2 separate regions of the Homo sapiens genome follow, and region 2 is linked to region 1. A link is an interaction called in ENCODE POLR2A ChIA-PET data of the cell type or tissue named here. Cell type or tissue: IMR-90. All regions are shown on one strand. Links, peaks and the distances in the headings refer to the core of each region. The heading gives the core; the rest is flanking DNA. Region 1 overlaps SYNGR1 (synaptogyrin 1). Region 2 has its middle 13 kb from the start of RPL3.

Region 1 (11,644 bases), core at 2,169-10,168:
AATCCCAGCACTTTGGGAGGCCGAGGTGGGTGGATCACGAGGTCGGGAGATTGAGACCATCCTGTCTAACACAGCGAAACCCCGTCTCTACTAAAAAATACAAAAAATTAGCCGGGCATGGTGGCGGGCGCCTGTAGTCCCAGCTACTCGGGAGGCTGAGGCAGGAGAATGGCGTGAACCTGGGAGGTGGAGCTTGCAGTGAGCCGAGATCCTGCCACTGCGCTCCAGCCTGGGCGACAGAGCAAGACTCCGTCTCAAAACAAAAACAAAAACAAATATAAGCCACTGTGCCTGGTCGGGGGTGCCTTTTTAAAAGGCATGACCAGGGATGAACCCACTGCAAAGGTTTCAGGTCTCCTCCAGAGATCTGGGGTGGAGCAGGGAGAGCATTTCAGGCAAAGGCAACAGCAAGTGCAAAGGCCCTGAGGCAGGAATGTGCTAGGTATGTTCTAGGAACAGCAAGGAGGCCAGCGTGGCTGAAGCACGGGGGAGGGTGGCAAGCTATGGGATGAGAGAAGTAGCAAGGCAGATCCCTGGGGTCTTCATGGGAGATGTCAACCAGATATGTCGGAGTAAAGGCAGTTGGATATACGAGTAGCTGACCTGGGGGGGTGGGTGTACACACTTGAGAATGGTCAGAATACAGCGGATATTTAAAGCTGTGAGACCAGATGAGCCACCAATGAAGCAAGTGTGGACGGAGGATGAACCTGGGAGTCCTCCACATTGACACTGAGGGCACAATCCCTGCTACTGTTCAATTGATGTAACTTTTTTTTTTTTTTTTTTTTTTTTTTGAGACAGGGTCTCACTCTGTCACCCAGGCTGGAGTGCAGTGCTGTGATGTTGGCTTCCTGCAAGCTCTACCTCCCGAGTTCAAGCGATCTGCCCATCTCGGCCTCCCAAAGTGCTAGGATTACAGAAGTAAGTCATCCCGTCCAGCAATGTAACTTTTGAAAAACCTTGAGGAAAAGCACATTCAATTTTGTATGAGATCTCTCAAACATTTGAAGTCGCATTTCTAGGTCACATAATTGGGACAGGGTTTGGGAAGACCCCAGCGCTGGATAAGCACAGAGAACAGATGGGTAACCAAAGCCGAAGCCTTTGCTGATCCAGAAGCATGCACAGCTCGGGGAACTTTCACATCAAAAACAGCTTTAAGGATTATGTGAGTGACCGCAAATGTATAAAAATAGTTTAACAAAAGGCAGCAAAGAGGCTAAGACCATGGGTTTTAAAGCTGGACTCACTACTGGTCAAGTCAGGCCCTGCACCGGTATAACTGTGCTGGGCCACTTCTCCTCCCTGGCCCAGCTCCTCATCTGTAAAATGGGAGCATCTTAGTGCCCCTATCACAGGTGTTGAAAGAAGTGAACAAGGCCGGGCGCGGTGGCTCACGCCTGTCATCCCAGCACTTTGGGAGGCCGAGGGGGGCGGATCACCTGAGGTCAGGAGTTCGAAACCAGCCTGGCCAACATGGCAAAACCCTGTCTCTACTAAAAATACAAAAATTAGCTGGGCGTGGTGGCGCATGCCTGTAATCCCAGCTACTTGGGAGGCTGAGGCAGGAGAATCGTTTGAACCTGGGAGGCGGAGGTTGCAGTGAGCTGAGACTGTGCCACTGCACTCCAGCCTGGATTGCGCCATTGTACTCCAGCCTGGGTGACAGAGCGAGACTCTGTCTCAAAACAACAACAACAACAACGACCAAAAAAAAAAAAAAAAGAAAAGTAAAGAAAAGAAAAGGAGGCTGGGAGCAGTAGCTCACGCCTGTCATCCCAGCACTTTGGGAGGCCGAGGTGGGCGGATCACAAGGTCAGGAGATCGAGACCATCCTGGCTAACACGGTGAAACCCCGTCTCTACTAAAAATACAAAAACTAAATTAGCCGGGTGTGGTGGAGGGCGCCTGTAGTCCCAGCTACTTGGGAGGCTGAGGCAGGAGAATGGCGTGAACTGGGAGGCGGAGCTTGCAGTGAGCCAAGATTGCGCCACTGCACTCCAGCCTGGGTGACAGAGCAAGACTCCATTTCAAAAAAAAAAAAAAAAAAAGGAAAGAAAAAAGAAAAGAAGTGAACTAGACAATGCTTTACAAAGTACGCAGCATAGCTCAGGCCCATAGTCAAGTGTAGCTATCTAATTGACAAGGAGACTAAAAGGAGAAGAAAAAAGATTCAGAATAAAATAAAGGGGAGATGGAGAGGGGCCAGAATCAGTGTGCTGAGCAGGACTGCACTCATGGGCATGGGACCCGTACAGTCGCACATTGCCCTGCTCTCAGAATAGACCTAGCATTTGGTTGAATGCTCTGCATTGATTTCTGTTTGAATTTCGCCATCTTGAAATTCTTCATCATTTTATATTTGAACTTGTGTTTTATAAAGGAAGTCCAGTGGGACAAAGAAGCATATGCACCAGCAGGCTCAGACCAGCAAGGATGACAGGCGGTGGGCAGCAGAGCTGCCTAGCAATTGGCCTGGCCACCCTGTGTGCACCCACATGGCTGGACAGTTTGCGACACTGTGGGGCTGTGTGGGGACAGTGGGGGCCAGGATCTGTGCCCAGATTGGTGGCAGCAGCAGAAGAAACTGGTGGGGGTGTCACGGCTCCATGCCATCACGGGCTCCATGGTGGGAGAAGAGACTCCACATGGAACAGCCCGTGCCTGTAACATCTGCACAAATATAGCTCACAGCCTAAATGCTGGGACAGGTACTGCCAGCAGTCAGGCAGTAAACCTTGTCAGTAAGTTATTACAACATGGAAACATACACATGGATGTCGCAATAAAGCACGCTAGGGAGCTGTTAGGATTCTTCAAAGAGTTTTAGAATTTTCGGTTTTCGCCCTGGCATCCATGGGGATGCTAGGAAAAGAAAAAGAATCTCTGGTTTTGAAAATTGCTGCAGGCCAGGCACAGTGGCTCATGCCTGTAATCCCAGTACATGGGAGGCTGAGGCATGAGAATTGCTTAAACCTGGGAGGTGGAGGTTGCAGGGAGGCGACATCATGTCATTTCACTCTAGCCTGGACAACAGAGCAAGATTCAGTCTCAACAAACAAACAAACAAAAACAAACAAACAAAAAAGCCTGCTGCAATATTGCAAATATCCACAGTCTTAGAAATAAAAATTAAATGTATAGATCATCATATTCTACAGAAAATAATTCTATTTTATGTGAAGCTTACTCTGAAGGCAGTTTTAAAGCTAAGTTTTCCTTGTTATTGAAGACCCAGCAATCAAATGCATAAACAGATCATTAAAATTATATAGAAATCATGAAGTAACTTTCAGTTTCTTGTACAACCTTCACAAGTTATAGAAAATGTCAAAGAAAACATTAAAACATCGTTGTATAAGTTTACATTTAAAATTAAATCAGACACATATGAAACTGATTTATATGAATAGTTAAATTTTTTTTCTTGAAACGGAGTCTCACTCTGTCGCCCAGGCTGGAGTGCAGTGGCGCAATCTTGGCTCACTGCAACCTCTGCCTCCTGGGTTCAAGAGATTCTCCTGCCTCAGTCTCCTGAGTAGCTGGGATTACAGGTGCGCACCACCAGGCCTGGGTAATTTTTGTATTTTTAATAGAGACAGAGTTTCACCATGTTGGCCAGGCTGGTCTGGAACTCCTGGCCTCAGGTGATCCACATGCCCCGGTTTCCCAAAGTGCTGGGATTACAGGTGTGAGCCACCGCGCCTGGCCAATATGAAGAGCTAAATATTTTTTTAAAAATTCTTTAAAATCATGAATTTCTCCTACTGTGACAGCATATAAAATACTCTCAGCAGCTACAGCAACAATTGCCTTGGCAGAAGGAGCCTTCTCAAAATAAAAAGTATAAGAAATTATTTGTAATCTTGCCTTTGCCAAAAGTGGCTGTTGTAGCTTTCAATGGAAAATGAAGTTGTCATAAGTATAAATTTCAATAACATAATAAATGAACTTGCAAAAAGAATGAGCCAAAAAATCATATGACCAATCAAGAAATCATATTAGTAAGGCATTATTTTTGTATTATATAAAATGACACCAAAATATTATTATTACTATTTTATTTTTTATTTTTTGAGAGGGAGTCTCATCCTGTCACCCAGGCTGGAGTGCAGTGGCGCGATCTCGGCTCACTGCAACCCCCACCTCCCTGGTTCAAGCAGTTCCCCTGCCTCAGCCTCCCGAGTAGCTGGGATTACAGGCACACACCACCAAGCTCAGTTAATTTTTTTTTTTTTTTGTATTTTTAGTAGAGAGGAGGTTTCACCACGTTGGTCAGGCTGGTCTCGAACTCCTGACCTCAGGCAATCCGCCCACCTTGGCCTCCCAAAGTGCTGAGATTACAGGCGTGAGCCACCACGCCTGGCCTATTATTATTATTATTATTATTATTATTATTATTATTTGAGTGGGAATCTCGCTTTTGTCGCCCAAGCTGGAGTGCAACGGCATGATCTCGGTTCACTGCGACCTCTGCCTCCCAGGTTCAAGCGATTCTCCTGCCTCACCCTCTCCAGTAGCTGGGATTACAGGTGCCCGCCACCACCCAGCTAATTTTTGTATTTTTAGTAGAGATGGGGTTTCACCATGTTGGCCAGGCTTGTCTTGAACTCCATACCTCAGGTGATCCACCCATCTCAGCCTCTCAAAATGCTGGGATTACAGGCGTGAACCACCTCGCCCAACCCCAAAATATTATTTTTTATAATCTTAAATTTATGCTGTTACTCATGTGTTACTCTTACTCCTATTATATTTTATATGTAATATTTTGTAAGTAAAGTGCTTTATATTTTAGTATTTTTATTTCTATTTCTATTTATTATTATTATTTTTTTGAGACGGAGTCTCTCTCTGTCACCCAGGCTGGAGTGTAGTGGCGTGATCTCGGCTCACTGAAACCTCCACCTCCCGGGTCCAGGCGATTCTCCTGCCTCAGCCTCCCAAGTAGCTGGAATTACAGGCACATGCCACCATGCTGGGCTAATTTTTTTTTTTTGGTATTTTTTGTAGAGATGGGGTTTTGTCATGTTGGCCAGGCTCGTCTCGAACTCTGGGTCTCAAGTGATCTGCCCGCCACAGTCTCCCAGAGTGCTGGGATTACAGGCGAGAGCCACTGCACCCGGTCAAAAATTACACTATTTTTTAATATTGCTTTTTGAACAAGAGGCCCTGCACTTTCATTTTGTACTGGGCCCTACAAATCATGCAGCAGCCCTGATTCTGAAACCTAGCATTTCTTTGAAATAGTTTTCATATTTCTCCAAATTGTCCTGAGTCAGTTAAAACCCTTGCAGGGTTTAATGATTTCCCTTAAGTCCAATGAAGGCCAATCCATTACATTATAACTTTTTTTTTTTTTTGAGAAAGGGTCTCACTCTGTCACCCAGGCTGGATTGCAGTGGTGGTGATCATGGCTCACTGCACCCTCAACTTCTTGGGCTCAAGAGATCCTCTCCACTCAGCCTCCCAAGTAGCTGGGACCACAGGTTCAGGCCACCATGCCTGGTTAATTTTTGTATTTTTTGTAGAGACGTTGTCCTCAAACTTCTGGCCTCATTGATCCACCCACTTCAGTCTCCCAAAGTGCTGGGATTATAGGTGTGAGCTACCTCACCCAGCCCTAACTTATCTATTAATTTATTTTTAGATGGAGTCTCGCTCCAGGCTGAGTGAGTGCTCAGCCTGTCACCCAGGCTGGAGTGCAGTGGAATGCTCTCTGCTCACTGCAACCTACCCCTCCTGGGTTCACGGGCGATTCTCCTGCCTCAGACTCCCGAGTAGCTGAGATTACAGGCACCCACCACCACGCCCGAATAATTTTTGTATTTTTAGTAGAGATGCTGTTCTGGAGCTTTGGCCTCGCTTACAGGCGTGAGCCACCACGACCGGCCCTAACTTTTTTTTTTTTTTTGAGACGGAGTCGTTCTCTGTCACCCAGGCTGGAGTGCAGGGGTGTTCCATCTCCGCTCACTGCAACCTCCGCCTCCCGGGTTCAAGCAATTCTCCTGCCTCAGACTCCCGACTAGCTGGGATTACAGGCGCCTGCCACCACACCCAGCTAATTTTTGTATTTCTAGTAGAGTTGGGGTTTTACCATGTTGGCCAGGTTGGTCTCGAACTCCTGACCTCAGATGATCCGCCCACCTTGGCTCCCAAAGTGCTGGGATTACAGCGTGAGGCGCCGTGCCCGGCCCTAACTTCTTAAGGACCACATCGCAGCGTGGAGCGGGTCGCTCTGAAAGGCTGACATACTCCACGGGGCTCAGACGCCCCAATCCATCCCCCATCCCTTTTGGGGTGCTGTCCTCTCCACCTGGGATTCGTTCTTCAGCATCCGACAGGCGGCAGGTGCGGGGCCTTCGGATGACAGTTTCGGTGTTTGGGGTGTCTGGGCAGGGGAAGCACGTGACGGGCCTTTGGTGCCGCAGAGTGGAGCGAACACCTGAACCGCAACGACGAAGACGGGAAGTGGACAGGGAGGCGGGCGTGGCCACTAAGGGATGACAGCGACTCCGCACACGCGGCCTGCCCTCTGCGGACCACAGTGACGTTTCACCTTCTTGAAGATTGGAGAAGGGAGCCATCAGGTGAGAGGGGTCAAGCAGGGCGGGCGGCCTGACCAGCCCCAGCAGCCCCGGCTTGGAACCCGACCCCGCTGTCCCCCAAGGGTCGGCTCCTCTCGCTGAGCAGCGGCCTCAGGGTCGGCCTTCAGGGTAGCTCGGGCTCCTTGGGTTGCAGGCAGCCCCTGCCCTCCGCACTCCTAAACGGGGTCAGAACCTGGGTGTCCTGGAACGGAGCCCCGGGATCCCTCACCCGCCCCGCCGCGCTCCTTCCCTCGGCACCCGCTACTCCTCGGACCTCTTGCAGACTCCGCTCGCCCCCGATGACCGCAATCCGATTGGCTTAGCATCTCTCTCGCCCGCCCCTCTCCCGGGCGTGGGCAGGGCCAGTACCTTGACCGACGGGCCATGCCCAGGCCACGCCCACTTGCTCCTCCCACCCGGCCTGGGCTCCAGAGCCTTTTCTGGTGGGATTTTTTTTTTTTTTTTTTTTTTTTTGAGACAGAGTCTCTCTCTGTCGCAGGCTGGAGTGTAGTTGTGCGATCTCAGCTCACTGCAACCTCTTCCTCCTGGGTTCAAGCGATTCTTCTGCCTCGGCCTCCCAAGTAGCTGGGACTACAGGCGCCCACCACCACACCCGGCTAATTTTTGCTTTTTTTTTTTTTTTTTTTTGGAAACAGAGTTTCGCTCTTGTTGCCCAGTCTGGAGTGCAATGGCGCCATCTTGGCTCACCACAACCTCCACCTCCCTGGTTCAAGCTATTCTCCTGCCTCAGCCTCCTGAGTAGCTGGGATTACAGGCATGCACCACCACGCCCGGCTAATTTTTGTATTTTTAGTAGAGACAGGGTTTCTCCATGTTGGTCAGGCTGGTCTCGAACTCCCGACCTCAGGTGATCCGCCTGCCTCGGCCTCCCAAAGTGCTGGGATTATAGACGTGAGCCACCACACCCGGCCTAATTTTTGTATTTTTTTAGTAGAGACGGGGTTTCACCATGTTGGCCAGGCTGGTCTCAAATTCCTGACCTCAAGTGATCCTCCTGCCTCGGCCTCCCAAAGTGTTAAGATTATAGGCGTGAGCCACCGTGCCCGGCCTCGGTTCATTTGCAGATCTGTGCCTTCTTCAAATACATCTGGACTTCTCCATTCTCTCACGGTCATGGTGACCTGTCTCTTGACTACCATCTAACCAGCAGAGTGGTCTTTTGAGAGCATGCACTGTTGTGGTCACCCACCCTTCATGGCTTTACAGAGGCCTCCAGGCCCTACACTGTGGGATCCATGAGCACCTTCTGGCCTGTCCTTCCTCATTCTCCTCTCTCTCCCTTCTGTGCGTCCACTGCACCTGCCTTCCACCACTTCCAAGCTCTTTCCCAGCCGGGGACCCCTGAGTCCTGGGTCCTCCCTGCAGAACTCACCAGCTTGGATAACTCACCAGCCCACCCGCTCACGTCCAAACCCTGCTCATGGAGAGCGCTTGAGTCGAGGGTCACCTGCTCGACCGGTGGTGGTTGATTTAGTCAGGGTGATCTAAATTGCATCGCATATTCTTTCCAACCCACTCCAGCACTTAGCACAGTTGATATTTTTGCTTGCATGTTTAGTTAACAGCATTTCCCCCACTGCGTGATCATCTCCAAGAGGGCACTGTCTACCTCCTTTGGTGTTGAACTCCTAGCGCCTAGCAAGTTTCTGGTACTTTACAGGCTCTGGGTAAATTTTTTGCCGGCTCGGGGCAACTATATTTAATTTTTTTTTTTTGAGACGGAGTCTCACTCCGTCGCCAGGCTGGAGTGCAGTGGCGTGATCTTGGCTCACTGCAACCTCTGCCTCTCGAGTTCAAGCGATTCTCCTGCCTCAGCCTCCAGAGTAGCTGGGACTAGAGGTGCTGGCCACCACACCCAGCTAATTTTTTTTTTTTTTTTTTTTTTTAGATGGAGTTTTGCTCTTGTTGCTCAGGCCTGGAGTGCAATGGCATGATCTTGGCTCACTATAACCTCCACCTCCTGGATTCAAGCAATTCTCCTGGCTCAGCCTCCCGAGTAGCTGGGATCACAGGCACGTGCCACCACGCCTGGCTAATTTTGTATTTTTAGTAGAGACGAGGTTTCTCCATTTTGGTCAGGCTGTTCTCAAACTCCCGACCTCAGGTGATCTGCCCACCTCAGCCTCCCAAAGTGCTGGGATTACAGGTGTGAGTCACCACGCCCAGCCACGCCCAGCTAATTTTGTCTTTTTAGTAGAGACGGAGTTTTACCATGTTGGCCAGGATGGTCTCAGTCTCTTGACCTCGTGATCCGCCCGCCTAGGCTGCCCAAAGTGCTAGGATTATAGGTGTGAGCCACTGTGCCCAGGTTTTTTGTTTTGTTTTGTTTAGACACGGGGTCTCACTATGTTGACCAGGCTGGTCTTGAACTCCTGGGCTCAAGCAATCCTTCCACCTTGACTTCCCAAAGTGCTGGGATTACAGGCATGAGCCATGGCACCCAGCTGAAGGCCAGTCAATTTAAAAACCATGTCTTGTAAAACATGTGTATGTAAAAGCATGGAAATGGTCTGGAAGGAATGAGGCCAAGCATCTAATCTTGTTTACTCCTGGTGGTTGGGGAAGGAACCAGGATAGGAAATGGTGATGGGGCATGTATGTGGACATGTGCACATGTAAGCTAAGAGACTCTGGCTTCAACTGTAATAATTTTCCTTTTTTTTTTTAGATGGATTTTTGCTCTTGATGCCAAGGCTGGAGTGCAATGGCACAATCTTGGCTCACTGCAACCTCTGCCTCCCCGGTTCAAGTGATTCTCCTGTCTCAGCCTCCCGAGTAGCTGGGATTACAGGCGTCTGCCACCACACCCGGCTAATTTTTTTTTTTTTTTGTATTTTTAGTAGAGACAGGTTTTCACCATGTCGGTCAGGCTGGTCTCGAACTCCTAACCTCAGGTGATCCACCCACCTTGGCCTCCCAAAGTGTTGGGATTACAGGCATGAGCCACTGCAGTCGGCCAATTTTACTTTTTAAAAAGATAATATATTCATAGGTTCATTGTGTAATGAAAAATTAACAAACAATAATAACCAAGTAAGACATGGCCTGTCTAAGGAGACAAACGGGATGGAGCATCCAAGCCAAACGCAGAATGAAGAACAAAGAAACACGGTGACACACTTGCAATCGCTGGTGGGTTCTGAGTCTTCACTTTATTACTATGTCACCAGAAGTCACCACCTTCACTTGGTTCACCACAGATGGATGGATGTCATAAAGGAGGGTGCCACGGGGCCACTGGATTCACTCGAGACTTAACCAGGTGGTGGGGGGGTCTAGAGTGGGGGCCCAGGATGGGGACCGCCCTTCACCGCACACACACGCACACACACACACAGATATATTTGTGGAGCCTTATATTATACATCTTATATATAGAAAATATATATATTTATACTATACACAGGCAGTAACGCTGCGGGAGGGGCCGGGGCACCGACAAGGGCTGTGCGCACCAGGACATGGGGAGTGTCAGGTCAAGTGCATCGCTGGGAGGCAGCCGGCCCAGTCCCTTCTCCCATAAACTCCTGGGAGGGGCATTCCCCCTTTCGTGCTCCTTAGAGAATCAAAGGGGTCTTGGGCCAAGGTTAGGGGTCTCCCAGGGCTAACAGGCAGGGTGTCTCAGTTACATGGGGAAACCTGGGATCCCCGAGGCTTTGAAGATCAAGAATCACCAGGGAAGGATGGAGTAGGGAACTAACGTCAGTCCCCTGGGAATTAGCCCCTCAACTGCGACACCCCCAGGTGGATAGGAGCCGTGCAGGCAGGACAGTCTGTGACTGCCCAGGATGAGCCAACTCAGAAGGCAGAAGACCTGACTCCTGAACCTCTCCCTCTGTGCTTGACCTTGGACAAGTCGCTGTCTCCCTACCCCAGACTCTGCCGACTCTAAGCGTCCTTGCGACTCTACACTTATGTGAAACCTTTTTTCCTGGGCCCTCTCTTGTGCTTGATGGGGAGGAGGGAGCCACCCTGCAGGGTCCAGCTGCAGGAGGGCCCTTCTCCAAGGAAAGCTTTGGGAGCAAGGGAGAAGTAGGGGAGGGCAGCTGGGAGGAAAAGGGATACCGGACAGAGTTGGGCCTGGGGTTCCCCAGGGGCTGTCCTCTGCCAACAGAAGGAGCGAGTTTCCCCATGAACCTTCCAGGGCAGAGTCAGGAGCCCTGGGTCCCATCCAAATCTCGCCCTCCATCTCTCACCCTCTCTCATCTCCATCCTGGGCAGGTCCCTGCCAGAGCCCAGCCTGATGGGGAAGATCATGCCTGGAAGGGCTTCTGGGCTGAACCCGGGAAGAGTGAGGGATTCTTCGTGAGATGACTCAGCACCCCCCATTCCTGGCAGGAGTCTTGACAGCTTTCCCTGCCTAGGGTGGCAGGCAGGGCCTGTCACAAACACCCAAGATGGAGTTAAGCTTACCTGGTACCCTGCCCTCCGGCTGAGGATCACCAGCAGCTGGCTGGCACCCGAGGAGAAACAGATGGGCAGTACCCTGAGGTCTCCTAGTGCCCATCAGCAGGAGAGGCTTTTGGTGGACAGTGGGTGAGGGTCAGAACATCTCACAGCCTCTTGTGGTGGGCACAGAACTTCACTCTGCCATAAACACTCCTGCCCTCACTCACGCCCTCACCTTTGGCCTGGTACAGGTTTCACTCTTCAGGCCAACAGATAACCTGCCCCCATGCTGGTCCCATGTGGGCCACCTGGCGGCGGGGGACTGTGGACAGAGCCCCTTCTCCGGATTGGAAAATGAAGTCAGCAACAACCAGCTGTCACACAGCTGGCTGGGGTCCTCTCCATCACTGCTGTCCTTTGGGAGGACTTGGACACACCTGAGTTTAGATCCGTGTTCCACTGCCAACTCGCCTATGCTTGCCGAGCCTCAGTTTCCCTTCTGTTAAATGGGGATAATGGTGCTACTTCTCTGCTTAGGACTTCCTCCTCTTTCCCTTAACTCTGGCCCAGCTTTGGGGCCATCGAAGCAGGGACCACCCATGCCCTTGGTATCTCCAGCACAGGGGCCGGGTAACTGCTGAGTG
Region 2 (11,644 bases), core at 1,510-9,509, 56 kb after region 1:
CAATCTTATTAGTAGCCAGGCAAATAAAAAATAAAACCATCATGAGATACCATTTTATACCCACCATATGGGTGAAAATGCTAGATTCTGAGGCTGTAGAGCAAGAGAAACTTTCAAACTCTGCTGGTGGAACAGAACAACATGAAGACTAGTGTTTTTTTTTTTCTTTTTGGTTTGTGAGATGGAGTCTTGCTCTGTCACCCAGGCTGGAGTGCAGTGGTGCGATCTTGGCTCACTGCAACCTCCACCTCCTGGGTTCAAACGATTCTCCTGCCTCAGCCTCCTGAGTAGCTGGGACTACAGGCACACGCCCCCACACCTGGCTAATTTTTGTATTTTTAGTAGAGACAGGGTTTCACCATGTTGGCCAGGATGGTCTTGATCCCCTGACCTTGTGATCCACTTGCCTCGGCCTCCCAAAGTGCTGGGATTACAGGCATGAGCCACCGTGCCTGGCCAGATTTATTTACTACAGTTTCATTCTTAGGTATATACCCTGGAGAAACTCTTACCTGTGTATAAAAATGTCCATGAAAAATTATGAACAAATGTTCATTAATAGAATTGTTATTGTGATATTTTCATCTTCAGGAATAATAGAATACTGAACAGCAGAATGAGTTTGAGGTCCACGTATCAGAATGGGTAAAACCCAAAATATAATTCTTTATTCATTCAATCAGTATTTATTGAACACCCACTATGTTCCAGGCATTGTTCTAGGGACTTAGTTTCCATAATGAATAAAACAAAAAGAAAAACCTCTGCTTCATGGAGCTTATGCTCTGTGTTGAATTTTTTTAAAAGTAATTTTGAAATAATATAAATAGTTTGATATCATTTATGTATTTAAAGCAGTGGTTCTTGACCTTTTTGGTCTCTGGACATTTTTATACCTTAAAAAATTATTGCCGAGTGTGGTGGCTCACACCTGTAATCCCAGCACTTTGGGAGGCTGAGGCAGTCGGATCACGAGGTCAGGAGTTTGAGACCAGCCTGGCCAACATAGCGAAACCCTATCTCTACTAAAAATACAAAAAATTAGCCGGATGTGGTGGCGGGTGCCTGTAGTCCCAGCTACTCAGGAGGCTGAGGCACGAGAATCTCTTGAACCCAGGAGGCAGAGGTTGCAGTGAACTGAAATCGCGCCATTGCACTCCAGTCTAGGTGACAGTGCTAGACCCCATCTCAAAAAAAAAAAAAAAAGAAGAAGAAAATTATTGAGCATCCCCAAAATGCTATTAATACTTACCATATTAGAAATTAAGGCTGGCTGCAGTGGTCACACCTATAATCCCACAACTTTGGGAGGCCGAGGCAGGAGGATTGCTTAAGCCCAAGAATTTGAGACCAGCCTAAGCAATATAGTGAGACTCCCATTTCTACAAAAAATTTTTAAAAGTAAAAAAAAAAAAAATTAGCTGGGCATGGTGTCACATGCCTGTAGTCCCAGCTTCTTGGGAAGCTGAGGTGGAAGGATTGCTTGAGCCCAGGGTTTGAGGTTGCTGTCAGCTGTGTTTGCACCACTGCACTCCAGCCTGGGTGACAAAGCAAGGACCTGTGTGTTAAAAAAATAAAAAAGAAAAATTAAAAATTAAATGGAGGTGATGTCCTTGATATAACAATAAAAATTATTACTTAAATATCAACCTTGGGAACGGGTCTTTTTTTTTGAGATGGATCTTACTCTGTCTCCCAGACTAGAGTGCAGTGGCACAATCTCGGCTCACTGCAACCTCCACCTCCCGGGTTCAAGTGATTCTCCTGCCTCAGCCTCCTTGGTAGCTGGGATTACAGGTACATGCCACCATGCCAGGCTTTTTTTTTTTTTTTTGAGACAGAGTCTCGCTCTGTTGCCCAGGCTGGAGTGCAGTGGCACAATCACAGCTCACTGTAGCCACGACCTCCCTGGGCTCAAGTGATCCTCCTGCCTCGGCTCCCAAGTATCTGGGACCACAGGCACAGTATCTGGGATTATAGGTGTGAGCCACTGCGCTCAGCCAAATGTAACATCATTTTTATTTGAAAGAACAACTGATAGCCAAACTGTGGTTTTAAAATTTTCTCCATTGTAACTTTTTTTTTCTTTTTGTTCTTAGAGTCAGGTCTCGTTCTGTCACCCAGGCTGGAGTGCAATGGTGTTATCACAGCTCACTGCAGCCTCAACCTCCTGGGCTCAATCGATCCTCTCGCCTCAGCCACCTGAGTAGCTGGGACCACAGGCACGTGCCACTGTGCCTGGTTAATTTTTAAATTTTTATTTCTTAATATTTTTGTAGAGGCAGAGTCTCACTATGTTGACCAGACTGCTATCCTGCCCTTAAGTGAGCCTTCTGCCTTGGCCTCCCAATGGATTGGGATTACAGATTACAGGTGTGACCCACTGCGCCTGGCCTCAAGGACATTCTTAAGTAAAACTGTTTTTTGTTTGTTTGTTTGTTTTACTTTTAGAGCAGGGAGGTGAAGCATATAATGACCACATACGTAGTTTGTGCCACTGCCTTGTCATACTATGGAGCCAGAAATTTTATCTACAATTATTTTGCATCATTAGTTTAAATGTCAACACAGGGAAAAAGACAAATAATATCTTGGTATTATTGTGAAGATAATTTTGACTTTGCAGTTCGCTTGAAAGTATCTCAGGAACCCTAGGAGTCTGCAACCCACACTCTGAGAACTGGTGCTTTAACATTTGGTAGGAAAACATTATTTATGTATTTTCAGTTATGTTAAATTTGTTCGCTGGGCCCAGTGGCTCATGCCTATAATCCCAGCACTTTGGGAGGCAGAGGTGGGTAGATCAGCTGAGGTCAGGAGTTCAAGACCAGCCTGGCCAACACGGTGAAAGTCTGTCTCTACTAAAAATACAAAAATTAGCCTGGCATGGTGGTGTGCACCTGTAATCCCAGCTACGTGGGAGGCTGAGGCAGGAGAATTGCTTGAACCTGGGAGGCAGAAGTTGCAGTGAGCTGACCTCACGCCACTGCACTCCAGGGTGAGACTCTATCTCAAAAAACAACACAAAAATAAATAAATAAATAAATAAATAAATTTGACCAGGCGCGGTGGCTCATGCTTGTAATCCCAGCACTTTGGGAGGCTGACGCAGGCGGATCACGAGGTCAGGATATCAAGAACATCCTGGCTAACACAGTGAAACCCCGTCTCTACTAAAAACACAAAAAATTAGCCAGGCGTGGTGGCGTGCACCTGTAGTCCCAGCTACTCGGGAGGCTGAGGCAGGAGAATGGCGTGAACCCCGGAGGCGGAGGTTGCGGTGAGCTGAGATTGCACCACTGCACTCCAGCCTGGGGAACAAGAGCGAAACTCTGTCTCAAAAAGAACAAATAAATAAAAATACAAAAATTAGCCAGGAATGGCGGCCGGTGCCTATGATGCCAGCTACTCGGGAGGCTGAGGCAGGAGAATCGCTTGAACCCGGAGGGTGGAGGTTGCAGTGAGCCGAGATTGTGCCATTTCACTCCAGCCTGGGTGAAAGAGCAAAACTCCATCTTAAATAAATAAATAAAAAGTAAAAAATAAAAAAAAATTTAAAAAGGGGAGGCATGAATAATCTACCCCTTGTTTAGCATATAATTAAGAAATAACCATAAAAATGGGCAATCAGCAGCCCTACTCTGTCTATGGTGTAGCTATTCTGTTATTCCTCTACTTTCTTTCTTTCTTTTTTTTTTTTTGAGAAGGAGTCTCGCTTGGTCGCCCAGGCTGGAGTGCAGTGGTGTGATCTCGGCTCACTGCAAGCTCTGCCTCCCGGGTTCTGGCCATTCTCCTGCCTCAGCCTCCTGAGTAGCTGGGACTACAGGCGCCCGCCACCACTCCTGGCTAATTTTTCATATTTTTAGTAGAGATGGGGTTTCACTGTGTTAGCCGGGATGGTCTCGATCTCCTGACCTCGTGATCCGCCCACCTCGGCCTCCCAAAGTGCTGGGATTACAGGCGTCAGCCTCTGCACCCGGCCCATTCCTCTACTTTCTTAATAAACTTGCTTTCACCTTACTCTATGGACTCACCCTGAATTCTTTCTTGCGCAAGATCCAAGAACCCTCTCTTGGGGCCTGGATCTGGACCCCTTTCCCATAACAATACCACTGAGGCAGAAATTTAAAAATAAATATGCATTCATTCACTCTAAGAAAAGTAACAGGCAAGGCAAGGGTTAAAAGGAAAATAACAAGTTTTCCTCTGTCTAGCAAAGGAAAGTACAGCAAGCTCACTTCAAGGACAGTTATATGATAACACTGTTTGAGAAGTCAAGGCCAAAGGAGTGGGCTCCAGACACCTCCCCTCCAGAGCAAAGTTGAAGGAAAAAAAAGAGAGAAAGACAAATTATTTTACTGTTACTCCTTTCCCTGGTTTCTTAAGCATGATTATGTTTTACAAATGTCTGTATTTAGCCAGTTCTTGTTTTTCTTTCAATGCAGCTACAAAGCCACCGGCTATGTAAGACCATAAATTATGCTATGCTATAGATTATGTGACCTATCATATGATTAGCTGCTTTTGTTTTACTTTTGTAAGCCAGCTTATAAAAACCCCGCTCTGTCTTTGTTCTAGGCTCAGCTTTTTGGATGTGAGTCCACTGAGCTGGTGCGTACCTGAAATAAACAATCCTCCTGTACTCAGATCAAGACCATCCTGGCTAACACGGTGAAACCCCGTCTCTACTAAAAATACAAAAAATTAGCCGGGTGTGGTGGCGCTCGCCTGTAGTCCCAGCTACTCGGGAGGCTGAGGCAGGAGAATTGCTTGAACCCGGGAGGCAGAGGTTGCAGTGAGCCAAGATCGCGCCACTGCACTCCAGCCTAGTGACAGAGCGAGACTCCATCTCAAAAAAAAAAAAAAAAAATCCTCCTGTACTCTCATATCAGTCTCTCCGTTCCTCAGTTTACCACAACACCATCACACTGGTGATTAGGTTTCAATATATGAATTTTGGGGAACACAAACATTCAGATGATAGCAACAACATAGCAGGAGGTTCTGGGTGGATTAGAAACATGGGGCTGGGTGCAGCGGCTCACGCCTGTAATCTCATCACTTTGGGAGGTCGAGGAAGGCAGATCACCTGAGGTCAGGAGTTCAAGACCAGCCTGGCCAACATGGCGAAACCCCTTCTCTACTAAAAAATTACAAAAATTAGCTGGGTGTGGTGGCGTGCGCCTGTAATCCCAGCTATTCAGGAGGCTGAGGCTGGAGAATCTCTTGAACTGGGGAGAGGCAGAGGTTTCAGTGAGCTGAGATCATGCCACTGTACTACAACTTGGGAGATGGAACAAGACTCTGTCTCAAAAAAAAAAAAAGGAAGAAAAAGAAACATGGCCCATCAGAATTCTAAAAGGTAAATACGTGGAAGGAGTCTCAGGCCATCTTTTTTTTTTTTTTTTTGAGACAGAGTCTCACTCTGTCACCCAGGCTGGAGTGCAGTGGCACGATCTCGGCTCACTGCAAGCTCTGCCCCCCGGGTTCATGCCATTCTCCTGCCTCAGCCTCCTGAGTAGCTGGGACTACAGGTGCCCACCACCACGCCCGGCTAATTTTTTTGTATTTTTAGTAGAGACGGGGTTTCACCGTGTTAGCCAGGATGGTCTCGATCTCCTCACCTCGTGATCCCCCCACCTCGGCCTCCCAAAGTCCTGGGATTACAGGCGTGAGCCACTGCCCCCGGCCCGAGATGGTGAATTTAATTGATAAATGTGTGTGTTCTGACTCTTCTATTGACTCACCATTTCTCTGTCTCTTTCCCTCTCTAGGGCAGCCCTATTTTTTGAGATACAACAGTACTGAAATTAGGCCAGCTGATAACTGCTCAATGGCCTCTAAGTGTTCAAGTGAAAGGAAGAGTCCTGTCTCTCAGTTTCAATCAAAAACTAGCAATGATTAAGCTTAGTGAGGAAGGCATGCCAACAGCCGAGACAGGCTGGATTTAGGCCAGTTAATAACCCTACAATGGCCTCTCAGTGTTCAAGTGAAAGGAAGTGTCACATGTCTCTTGCTTTAAATCAAAAGCTGGAAATGATTAGGCTTAATGAGGAAGGCATGTCAAAAACTGAGATACGCTGAAAACTAGGCCTCTTCCACTATGCAGTTAGCCAAGTTGTGAATGCAAAGGAAAAGCTTTCAAAGGAAATTAAAAGTGCCACTCTAATGAGTACATGAATGATAAGAAAGTGAAACAGGCTTATTGCTGATATGGAGAAAGTTGGGTCTGGATAGAAGATCAAACCAGCCACAACATTCTCTTAAACCAAAGACTAGGCCAGGCGTGGTGGCTCACACCTCTAATCCCAGCACTTTGGGAGGCCGAGACGGGAGGATCACCTGAGGTCAGGAGTTTGAGACCAGCCTGGCCAACATGGCAAAACCCCATCTCTACTAAAAATACAAAAAATTAGCCAGGTGTAGTGGTAGGTGCCTGTAATCCCAGCTACTCGGGAGGCTGAGGCAGGAGAATTGCTTGAACCCGGGAGGCAGAGGTTGTAGCGAGTCATTGCACTCCAGCCTGGGTGACAGAGCGAGACTCTGTCTCAAAAAAAAAAAAAAGACAAAGACTAACCCAGCGCAAGGCCCTAGACCCTAGCTCTCTTTAATTCTATGAAGGCTGAGAGAGATGAGGAAGCTGCAGAAGAAAAGCAGAAGCTAGCAGAAGTTGGTTCATGAAGTTTAAGGAAAGAAACTGTCTCCATAACATAAAAGTGCAAGGTGAAGCAGCAGGTGCTCATGGAGAAGCCACAGCAAGTTATCCAGTTCTAGTTAAGATCGTTGATGAAGGTGGCTACATTAAACAGTAGAGTTTCAATGTAGATGAAACAGCTTTATATCAAAAGAAAATGCCAGGAAGTCTTTCATAGCTAGAGAGGAGAAATCAATTCCTGGCTTCAAAGTTTCAAATGACAGGCTAACTCTCTTGTCAGGAGTTGGTATAGCTGGTGAGTTTAAGTTGAAGCCAACTGCTCATTGATAATTCTGAAAATCTGAAGGCCCTTAAGAATTATGCTACGTCTACTCTGCCTGTGCTCTGTAAGCGGAACACCAAAGCCTGGATGACAGCACATCTGTTTTTCTTTCAAAATATTACTGCTCGTTGACAATACACCTGGATACCCACGAGCTCTGATGGTGATGAATGTGGTTTTCTTTTTTTTTTCTTTTGTTTTTGAGATGGAATCTGGCTCTGTCCCCCAGTCTGCAGTGCAATGATGCAATCTTGGCTCGCTGCAACCTCTGTCTCCCGGGTTCAAGCAATTCTCCTGCTTCAGCCTCCCAAGTAGCTGGGACTACAGGCACGTGTAATCCCAGCACTTTGGGAGGCCGAGGCGGGTGGATCACTTGAGGTCAGGAGTTCGAGACCAAGCTGGCCAGCATGGAGAATCCCAGCTACCCTGAATCTGTTCTCCACCCGGCAGCTAGGGGGCTCTTACACCACAGATTAAATCGCTTTATTCCACTGATTAAAATCCACCAGTACTAGGGGCCTAGAGGGACATTGAGCTGGGTCTCGGCATGTTCCTCCATCTGCAGTTCCTTCCTCCACTGAACTCTTGTTTGTTTGTTTGTTTGTTTTAAGACAGTCTCGCTCTGTCACCTAGGCTGGAGTGCAGTGGCACGATCTCAGCTCACTGCAACCTCTACTTCCCAGGTTTGAGCGATTCTCATATTTCAGCCACCCCCATTCGCAGGTTGTAGGTGGACATATCTTTTTTTTTTTTGAGACAGGGTCTTGCTCTGCCTTAGGCTAGAGTGCAGTGGTGCCATCTTGGCTCACTGCAGCCTTGAACTCCTGGGCTCAAGTGATCCTCTCTCCTCAGCCTCCTGAGTAGCTGAGACTACAGGTATGTAGCACCATGACCAGCTAATTTTTAAAAAATAGAGATGAGGTCTTGCTATGTTCCTCAGGCTGGTCTCAAACTTCTGGGCTCAAGTGATCCTCCCACCTCAGCCTCCTAAAGTGTTGAGATTACAGGCATGAGCCACTATGCCTGGCCTTCCACATACATTTTAGAATCAATGTATGAGTCACCCCATCCCCCCACCTCTTGCCCAAATCCCTTGGGATTCTGGTTGAAATCCTAATGATTTTAAAGATTACTATGGAGATGACTGACTATTTTATTTTATTTTATTATTTTATTTTTGAGATGGAGTTTCACTCTTGTTGCCCAGGCTGGAGTTCAGTGGCACAATCTCGGTTCACTGCAACCTCTGCCTCCTGGGTTCAAATGATTCCCCTGCCTTAGCCTCCCGAGTAGCTGGGATTACAGGTGCCCACCACCACACCCAGCTAATTTTTGCATTTTTAATAAAGACAGGGTTTCACCATGTTGGCCAGGCTGATCTCGAACTCCTGACCTCAGGTGATCCACCCACCTCAGGCTCCCAAAGTGGTAGGATTACAGGCGTGAGCCACCGCACCTGGCCACAACTGACATTTTATTTTTATTTTATTTATTTATTTATTTATTTATTTATTTATTTATTTATTTTTGACACAGAGTCTCACTCTGTCGCCCAGGCTGGAGTGCAGTGGTGCGATCTCAGCTCACTGAACCTCCGGGTTCAAGCAATTCTCCTGCCTCAGCCACCTGAGTAGCTGGGATTACAGGCGTGTGCCACCATGCCTGGCTAATTTTTGTGTTTTCAGTAGAGATGGGGTTTCACCATGTTGGTCAGGCTGGTCTCGAATTCCTGACCTCAGGTGATCTGCCGCCTTGGCCTCCCAAAGTGCTGGGATTACAGGCGTGAGCCACCATGCCTAGCCTATTTATTTACTTTTTTGAGACAGAGTCTCACCTTGTTGGCCAGGCTGGAGTGCAGTGGCATAATCTCGGCTCACTGCAACCTCCACCTCCCGGGCTCAAGCAATTCTCCTGCCTCAGCCTCCCGAGTAGCTGGGATTACAGGCGTGTGGCACCACACCTGGCTAATTTTTATATTTTTAGTAGAGACGGGGTTTTGCCTTGTTGGCCAGGCTGGTCTCAAACTCCTGACCTCAGGTGATCCGCCTACCTTGGCCTCCCAAAGTCCTGGGATTACAGGTGTGAGCCACTGCGCCTGGCCACAACTGACATTTTAAAGACATGTCAGGCCATCCATGAACTGGTGATGTCTCTCCATTTATTCAGGACTTCTTTTATGTCCTTTAATAGAAAAGAGGTGGCGGGGTGTGGTGGCTCACGCCTGTAATCCCAGCACTTTGGGAGGCCGAGGTGGGCGGATCACCTGAGGTCGAGAGGTGGAGACCAGCCTGACCAACATGGAGAAACCCCGTCTCTACTAAAAATACAAAAATTAGCTGGGTGTGGTGGTGCATGCCTGTAATTCCAGCTACTTGGGAGGCTGAGGCAGGAGAATCGCTTGAACCCAGGAGGCAGATGTTGTGGTGAGCTGAGATTGCGCCATTGCACTCCAGCCTGGGTGACAAAAGTGAAACTCCATCTCAAAAAAAAAAAAAAAAAAAGGAAGAAGGTTTTGTGCACTATTTGTTCGAGTAATTAGAGGGGGAAGAGCATGCTACAATTCATAAACGACACCTTTTTATAGATCCCCTCTCCTCAGAGTCCTATTATCTATATTTTGCAGGAAAGGGAACTGAGGCTGAGAAGGGTAAAGGAACCTCCGCAAGGATACACAGTAGTGACAGGGCTGAGACTAGGTCCCCCAGCCCAGCCCCTGGTATGCATGTGTCTTGCATACTGGGAACCACCCACCAGCCCAGTAAAGGCCTAAGTGGACAGATCTGTCGCCATTCTATCTCCCCCTGACAAAGCTAGGCAGGGAACATACCGGGGGCCGGCCCACAGTTAATCGCTTTATTTTAAGCTCTGCATGAAGAGAGACACGGCACAGATATACAGAAAAATGATGAGGAGACAGGTCGTCTTGAGCTGCTGTGCGAGGGCCTGCTTGGATGAAGATTTCAAGGCCACCTTGCTTGTCCTACTGCTCCAGAACCTGGTGCTAAGAGATATGTTGGTGGCCCCATAGCCACAGCCTTCTTCTCCCTCGCTGGCATCCTTGACCCCAACCACTATGCACAGGCTCATGGAGGCTGGTGAGAGCCTACTCATGGTGGCCAGGTCAGGTCCGGGGAAGTGCTGGCTGAAAGGGATGGTGGTCGCTGGGAGGATAGTGGTGACTGCATCCAGGTCTGTGGAGGCTGCCCGGCACAGCCTGGCCCTCTCCAGGGGTTGAAGGCCACAGCCCCGCATGGCCTAGGCCACCCGTCCCATGGCCACCCACAGCCTGTCCAGGCAGCAGGCCAGCAGGGACATGGCCATGTGCTATAGCACGGCCTGCAGCAGCAGCTCCAACACCTTGCTGTTATCGTGGCGGAAGCCCACCAGGCTGTAGTAGGCCCAATGGGCCATGGAGAACACGGCTAGGCCGGCCTCCCACCACAGGTGTTGCAGGAGTCGTGAGATGCAGCGGCAGGCTCCATGGATCAGGGTGATGAACAGCTGTAGGTTCCAGATCCGCACAACAGTCAGCTGCTGCCACAAGGCCCGCTGGCCAGCCAGCATCACCTCCATGCACAGTCTCCAGGACAGGATGAGGATGAGACCTCCACCCACTGGCAGGCTGCTGCACCACAGGATGCAGGCGCCCAGCATGGAGACCGAGAGCCAGTGGGAGGCTGGATTTGCCATCTCCGCCTGCAGCCCCAGCAGGGATGCACAGAAGTTCACCAGGCCTAGGCCACACAGCAGCAGGAACGGAAGCAGGATCTGCCAGACCTCCCTGCCCAGCCAGCTCCCATTCTGTGGGGCATTTCCCCCACAGCTCCTCGTGGAGAAGCACAGCAAGGGGCCTTCACGACCCAAAGGCTGTGTACCCAGGCTCCTGCCCCAGGGACATGAGGCTGCACTCACGCCCCAAGCTCATATTAGCTGACCCTCTGGACCAAACATCCTGTCACCTGGGCAGGGTAGTTTTGCAGTGATCAATGACAGCACAAAAGATCAGGATATGAACTTATGTCAAAGAGAGGGCATAATTGCTTTGTCCATAATGGGCAATGCAGGCAGCCATTGAGAATGCAGCTGTAGGCTGGGCACAGTGGCTCATGCCTGTAATCCTAGCACTTTGGGAGGCAGAGGCGGGCGGATCACCTGATATCAGGAGTTTGAGACTAGTCTGGCCAACATGGCAAAACCCCATCTCTACTAAAAGTACAAAAATTAGTCAAGCGTGCTGGCGGGTGTCTGTAATCCCAGCTACTCAGGAGGCTGAGACAGGAGAATCGCTTGAATCTGGGAGGTGGAGGTTGCAGTGAGCTGAGATTGCGCCATTGCACTCCAGCCTGGGCAACAAGAGCAAAACTCTATCTCAAAAAATAATAATAAGTCAGGCGCAGTGGCTCACACCTGTAATCTCAGCACTTTGGGAGGCCGAGGCGGGTGGATCACTTGAGGTCAGGAGTTCGAGACCAGCCTATCCAACATAGCAAAACCCAGTCTCTACTAAAAATACAAAAATTAGCTGGACGTGGTGGTGGGCACCTGTAATCCCAGCTACTCGGGAGGCTGAGGCAGGAGAATCACTTGCAAACGGGAGGCGGAGGTTGCAGTGAGCTGAGATTGTGCCATTGCACTCCAGCCTGGGCAACAAGAGCAAAACTCTGTCT

What was found. ChIA-PET counts read pairs that join two places held together with the same protein. Peaks named below come from ENCODE experiments on the same cell type or tissue, not always from the same donor. Only the 100,000 strongest peaks of a DNase experiment are listed, where the experiment ranks them.
Region 2: POLR2A ChIA-PET joins it to region 1 with 17 read pairs; 19 of 35 experiments call an interaction of 5 or more read pairs at or near these places.

What each region holds. Positions count from the first base shown.
Region 1 is chr22:39,383,676-39,395,319 of GRCh38, reverse strand. SYNGR1 (synaptogyrin 1) reads right to left here. Exons shown (of 4, transcript NM_004711.5): 4 at 9,745-11,644. Among named protein-coding and RNA genes, the nearest start is that of TAB1, 10 kb to the left of the region's middle. RefSeq lists a silencer at 10,242-10,536. In IMR-90, for the core only: no CTCF peak of the experiment used is centred there; a DNase peak (open chromatin) is centred at 6,929; H3K4me3 peaks cover 722 bases.
Region 2 is chr22:39,327,152-39,338,795 of GRCh38, reverse strand. No RefSeq gene overlaps it. Among named protein-coding and RNA genes, the nearest start is that of RPL3, 13 kb to the right of the region's middle. RefSeq lists a silencer at 10,398-10,692. In IMR-90, for the core only: a CTCF peak has its summit at 7,458; no DNase peak of the experiment used is centred there.